2 separate regions of the Homo sapiens genome follow, and region 1 is linked to region 2. Evidence: chromatin loops called from intact Hi-C (ENCODE). Cell type or tissue: HepG2. All regions are shown on one strand. Each heading gives the region's core, and the rest is flanking DNA. Links, peaks and the distances in the headings are about the cores only.

Region 1 (2,922 bases), core at 247-2,746, 400 kb after region 2:
GAAAGAGATCGTGTGCTTTGCAGGGACATGGATGAAGCTGGAAGCCATCATCCTCAGCAAACTAACACAGGAACAGAAAACCAAACACCACATGTTCTCACTCATAAGTGGGAGTTGAACATTGAGAACACATGGATACAGAGGAGGAACAACACACACCAGGGCCTGTGGTGGGGTTGGGGGTGAGGTGAGGGAACTTAGGGGACAGGTCAATAGGTGCAGCAAACCATCATGGCACTCATATACCTATGTAACAAACCTGCATGTTCTGCACGTGTCTCATTTTTTTTGTTTGTTTGTTTCTTTAGAAGAAATAAAGGAAAAAAAAGAATATTGTTTAACAATACAAAGGAATGAATTACTAATACATGCTATAATGTGGATAAATCTCAAAAACATTATGCTAAGTGAAAGAAGCCAGATTCAAAAGGCCACAGACTGTATGAATTCATTTATATGAAATGTCTAGAAATGCAACCCAATAGAAATAAAAAGTATATTAGTGGTTATCTGGGGCTGGGTGTGGGAATGGGAGTGACACAAGGGATGGGCACAAGGGACATTTTCGGGTGATGAAAATGTTCTTAAATTGGATTGTAGTGGTAGTTGCACAATTCTGTAAATTTACTAAAAATCATTAAACTGTGTATTAGTTCGTTTTCACGCTGTTGATAAAGAAATACCTGAAACTGGGAATATAAACAGGTTTAATTGGACTTACAGTTCCACATGGCTGGGGAGGCCTCAGAATCATGGCAGGATGTGAAAGGCACTTCTTACATGGTGGCAGCAAGAGAAAAATGAAGAAGCAGCAAAAGAAGAAACCCCTGATAAACCCATCAGATCTCGTGAGACTTATTCACTGAGACTTATCATGAGAATAGTACAGGAAAGACTGGCCCCCATGATTTTATAATCTCCCCATGGGTCCCTCCCACAATACATGAGAATTCTGGGAGATAACATTCAAGCTGAGATTTAGTGGGGACACAGCCAAACCATATCATTCCACCCCTTGCGCCTCCAAGTCTCATATCCTCACATTTCAAAACCAACCATGCCTTCCCAATAGTCTCCCAGAGTCTTAACTCATTTCAGCATTAACCCAAAAGTCCACAGTCCAAAGTCTCATCTGAGACAAGGCAAGTCCCTGCGCTTATGAGCCTGTAAAATCAAAAGCAAGTTAGTTACTTCCTAGATACAATGGGGGTACAGGTATTGGGTAAACACAGCCGTTTCAAATGGGAGAAATTGGCCAAAACAAAGGGGCTACAGGGGGCATGCAAGTCCAAAGTCCAGCAGGACAGTCAAACTTTAAAGCTCCAAAATGATCTTCTTTAACTCCAGGCCTCACATCCAGGTTACACTGATGCAAGAGGTGGGTTCCCATGGTCTTGGGCAGCTCCACCCTGTGGCTTTGGAGGGTACAGCCTCCCTCTCGGCTGCTTTCACAGGCTGGTGTTGAGTGTCTGCGGCTTTTCCAGGTGCATGATCCAAGCTGTCAGTGGAACTACCATTCTGGGGTCTGGAGGACAGTGGCCCTCTTCTCACAGCTCCACCTGGCAGCACTCCATTAGGGACTCTGTGTGGGGCCTCTAACCCCACATTTCCCTTCTGCACTGCCCTAGCAGAGGTTCTCCATGAGGGCCCTGCACCTGCAGCAAACTTTTGCCTGGGCATCCAGGAGTTTCCATATATCTTCTGAAATATAGGCGGAGGTTCCCAAACCTCAATTCTTGACTTCTGTGCACCTGCAGGCTCAACACCACATGGAAGCTACTGAGACTTGGGGCTTCCACCCTCTGAAGTCACATCCTGAGCTGTACATTGGCCCCTTTCAGCCACAGCTGGAGCAGTTGGGACCCACGGCACCAAGTCCCTCGGCTGCACACAGCATGAGGACCCTGGGCCCAGCCCACGAAACTGCTTTTTCCTCCTGGGCCTCTGGGCCTGTGATGGGAGGGGCTGCTGTGAAGGTCTCTGACATGGCTTGGAGACATTTTCCCCATGGTCTTGGGGATTAACATTAGGCTCCTTGCTCCTTACTTATGCAAATTTCTGCAGTTGGCTTGAATTTCTCCCCAGAAAATTGGTTTTTCTTTTCTGTTGCATAGTCAGGCTGCAAATTTTCTGAACTTTTATGCTCTGTTTCCCTTTTAAAACTGAATGCCTTTAACAGTACCCAAGTCACCTCTTGAATGCTTTGCTGTTTAGAAATTTCTTCCGCCAGGTAACCTAAATCATCTCTCTCAAGTTCAAAGTTCCACAAATCTCTAGGACAGGGGCAAAATGCCACCAGTCTCTTTGCTAAAACATAACAAGAGTCACCTTTGCTCCAGTTCCCTACAAGTTCCTCATCTCCATCTGAGACCACCTCAGCCTGGTTTTATTGTCTATGTCGCTATCAGCATTTTGGGCAAAGCCATTCAACAAGTCTCTAGGTAAAGTTCCAAACTTTTCCACACTTCCCTGTCTTCTTCTGAGCTCTTCAAACTGTTCCAATCTCTGCCTGTTACCCAGTTCCAAAGTTGCTTCCACACTTTTGGGTATCTTTTCAGCAATGCCCCACTCTACTGGTACCAATTTACTATATTAGTTCATTTTCTTGCTGCTGATAAATACCCCAAACTGGGAACATAAGTAAGTTTAATTGGAGTTACAGTTCCACATGGCTGAGAAGGCCTCAGAATCATGGTGGGAAGTGAAAGGTGCTTCTTATATGGTGGTGGCAAGAGAAAAATGAAGAAGAGACAAAAGTGGAAACCCCTGATAAACCCATCAGATCTCATGAGATTTACTCACTATCGAGAATAGCATGGGAAAGACTGGCCCCCATGATTCAATTACCTCCCCCTGGGTCCCTCCCACAACACGTGGGAATTCTGGGAGATACAATTCAAGTTGAGATTTAGTGGGGCACAG
Region 2 (2,922 bases), core at 239-2,738:
TTCTAGTTTGAGTTTCACTGCACCACCTTTGCCTGTAACTTTCCATGTATATGCTATTAGCCACAGTGAAGTTCTTACTCATTTCACAGCAGAATGATCAGAACTGTTTCTATCTGAATTTTCACAAAGAAGATAGGCCAGCTGACCATATCTGGGCCTTGGACCTAAGAAATCAACTAGAATGGAGTATACTTTTGGAGCTACCCAAAGTGGGAACCCAGTATTTCAAGTTCAAGCCAATTTCCTGAGGGAGGCTCAAGAGTCAGTGCCAAAGAGAACAGATATACACTCCAAGTTCAGAGTGTGAGAGCCTAGAGTCAGGAATGAAATAAAGCTTGATTGAAGCAAGGACAGTCAGCAACAATTGAGAATGGTCTAAATAGAATGATTTCCAAAAATGCTAATGGGTTGTCCATGGCCAGTAGGAGGAGGTAGGTACATAGCTATATTAACATTGATAATCCCAGACCATTCAGTCCAAGCTAGAGACTGCTAAACAAGCTATTGAGAGGTACGGGAGGTGTATTCATCCATTTTCATACTGCTATGAAGAAATACCTGAGACTGGGTAATTTATTAAAAAAAAAAAAAGAGGTTTAATGGACTCACAGTTCCACATGGCTGGGGAGGCCTCATAATCATGGCGGAAGGTGAAGGAGGAACAACAGCACATCTTACATGGTAGCAGGCAAAACAGCGTGTGCAGGGGAACCACTCTTTATAAAACCATCAGATCTCATGAGACTTACTCACTATCACAAGAACATCATGGGACAAACCCACCCCCATGATTCAATTATCTCCCACCACGTCCCTCCCACAACATGTGGGGATTATGGGAGCTACAATTCAAGATAAGATTTGGGTAGGGACAGAGCCAAACCATATCAGAAGGGATAATGTGAAGGGATGAAAGAGGATGAGGGTACTGGATTTTGATCTCTTTAGTACTCTGATTTTATTCTATTGCTTTCTACAGATCTAGATTAAATACTGTGCAATATTAAATAATACCTTATATTTTGATGTTTATGAACATATATAGAAACCCCTTGTCCCTCCAGATGTTAGAAGCAGAGTAGCAAAATCTGTATACTTAATTTCATTAATAAAGAAAAAAATCTTCAAGGATTTAATCTCTGGAGGAAAAAGCAACAGGTGTTTTCAACGGCTGTACCTAAATAACTGTACCACAAGATGGTGCTCACACATTAAAGTCATGCTGTTTTTCAAGAATTTTGCCTCGTCTAAATTTTACAATCTGAAACAAGACATTGTTTATGTTTTAAACTATTTTTGCATCTTTTAGTACAAATTTCCTTAGCACTGAAATATAGTGAGTTTTAAATTTAAGCTGATTTGGTAACAAATGCCATTTTTATGGAGGAAAAAACCAACAATTCCACTTTTGTTTGCCCTAAAGATCTTTTATTGTATAATTTCTGATATGTTAAGTGGGTTGAAGTTTATATTTCTACCATGCTCACTTTTTTCTTTTATTTCCTTTAAATTCAAGACAGTGCAACATAAATTAGCAGAATTAAAAACACATATATGTGTAACCCGAGCATTTGTGGACAACTGTCTCCAGCTGCATGAAGCGAAACGTTTGGACTCCGCCACTGCTTGCATGGCGAAATATTGGTATGCATGCTACAGTAATTAGAGTGCGGTGTGTGCTCAGACTGATATGGAATTCTGCCAATTTTAAGCTCAGCCTTGAGGGTCTTAAAGGAAGAAATCTGTGAAATGAAAAATAAAAGTGAGACTCCACTTTAAAAAAAAATGCTAAAAAGTTCCATTAAGCATATGTATAATGTGCTAAAAATGTTTCAAGTTGGTATTTAATTTTTTTATCCTAATAGGCAAGCAAAGTTAGTATTTAATTCTTAACTTGCTATTGAAAATAAAATATTAAGAGTGGGAAAATGAAGAGTGATATTGATAGGATGACTGATTCATTCATTCAAGTAATAGTTTAATTTCAAATTATCTGAAGAGTGGCAGTATAGTGAGGCTGAAAGGGAACAGTAAAACTTAGGAGTCTTGAGATAGAGTCCAAATTCTTTTATTAAATAACTATAATTAAACTTAATTCCATCCAGGAAAATGTTTTTGTTATCTGTGAAATGACTAAGTTGGACAGGATTTTTCTATTTAAGGTGCTTTCCAATTTTAAGAAAAAATTCAGGAAGAACTGGCTGTCCAATCAAAGTTTCACAGGCTCTATTAAGTGAAAGGAGAATAAAAATCCTATTAAGTTTAGAAAGACTTCGATTTGAATTAAAGATTATTAGCAATGGTGTTAAAGATGAGTTGAATGAAAAAACATCCCTGTATGTCAGACTTTTGTATATTTTAAGATTTTAGAATATACAGTCTAAATCAGATTCTGGAAGTAGATTTGGTTTCCTCTTTTTAAAAACAAACATTCTCCCATATCATTAGCCCAAGAGTAACTTAGAATAAATTCCTGTCATTATTCATTAACTTGTGTTCAGTTCAATCACAGGTAGAACAGGGGAAATATTTTGTGCTTTATATAATGATCCCATAATAACAAAATTGCCAGGTTGAAAAATAATGTGGAATTACTTTTCAGAAACTTGCACTTTTGAGGAGACTTTTTATATTTACATTTACAAGAAGTTCTTTGACTAGTGGCAAAAAGTGTAAAAAAAATTTACATATTTTTGGAAAAAGAGAAGTTTGGATAGCCATTGACCTTGTTATTTGAAAACCTCAGGTTTATACACATGCTCATATTTCACACTGAAACACAGGAGGCAACTAGTTATAGCCCAGTAAATATTTCACTAAAATACTTGCCAAATATAAAAAATTAGAGAAATCCAAATATTATTGTCCCCAAAGTCTTGTCTATTAATAATTATATTGTTAATATATTGCTTAGAAATATCC

The links. A loop is a pair of places that touch in the nucleus more often than their neighbours do. Peaks named below come from ENCODE experiments on the same cell type or tissue, not always from the same donor. Only the 100,000 strongest peaks of a DNase experiment are listed, where the experiment ranks them.
Region 1: it touches region 2 in a loop (7-fold over the local background); 6 of 110 quality-filtered maps call a loop at or near these places.

The regions. Positions count from the first base shown.
Region 1 is chr2:209,794,587-209,797,508 of GRCh38, reverse strand. All of the region lies in intron 7 of UNC80 (unc-80 subunit of NALCN channel complex), which reads right to left. Among named protein-coding and RNA genes, the nearest start is that of UNC80, 24 kb to the right of the region's middle. In HepG2, for the core only: a CTCF peak has its summit at 1,418 (motif pointing left); no DNase peak of the experiment used is centred there.
Region 2 is chr2:210,193,933-210,196,854 of GRCh38, reverse strand. ACADL (acyl-CoA dehydrogenase long chain) reads left to right here. Exons shown (of 11, transcript NM_001608.4): 9 at 1,517-1,644. Among named protein-coding and RNA genes, the nearest start is that of KANSL1L, 24 kb to the right of the region's middle. In HepG2, for the core only: a CTCF peak has its summit at 1,198 (motif pointing right); DNase peaks (open chromatin) are centred at 1,204 and 1,634; H3K4me3 peaks cover 473 bases.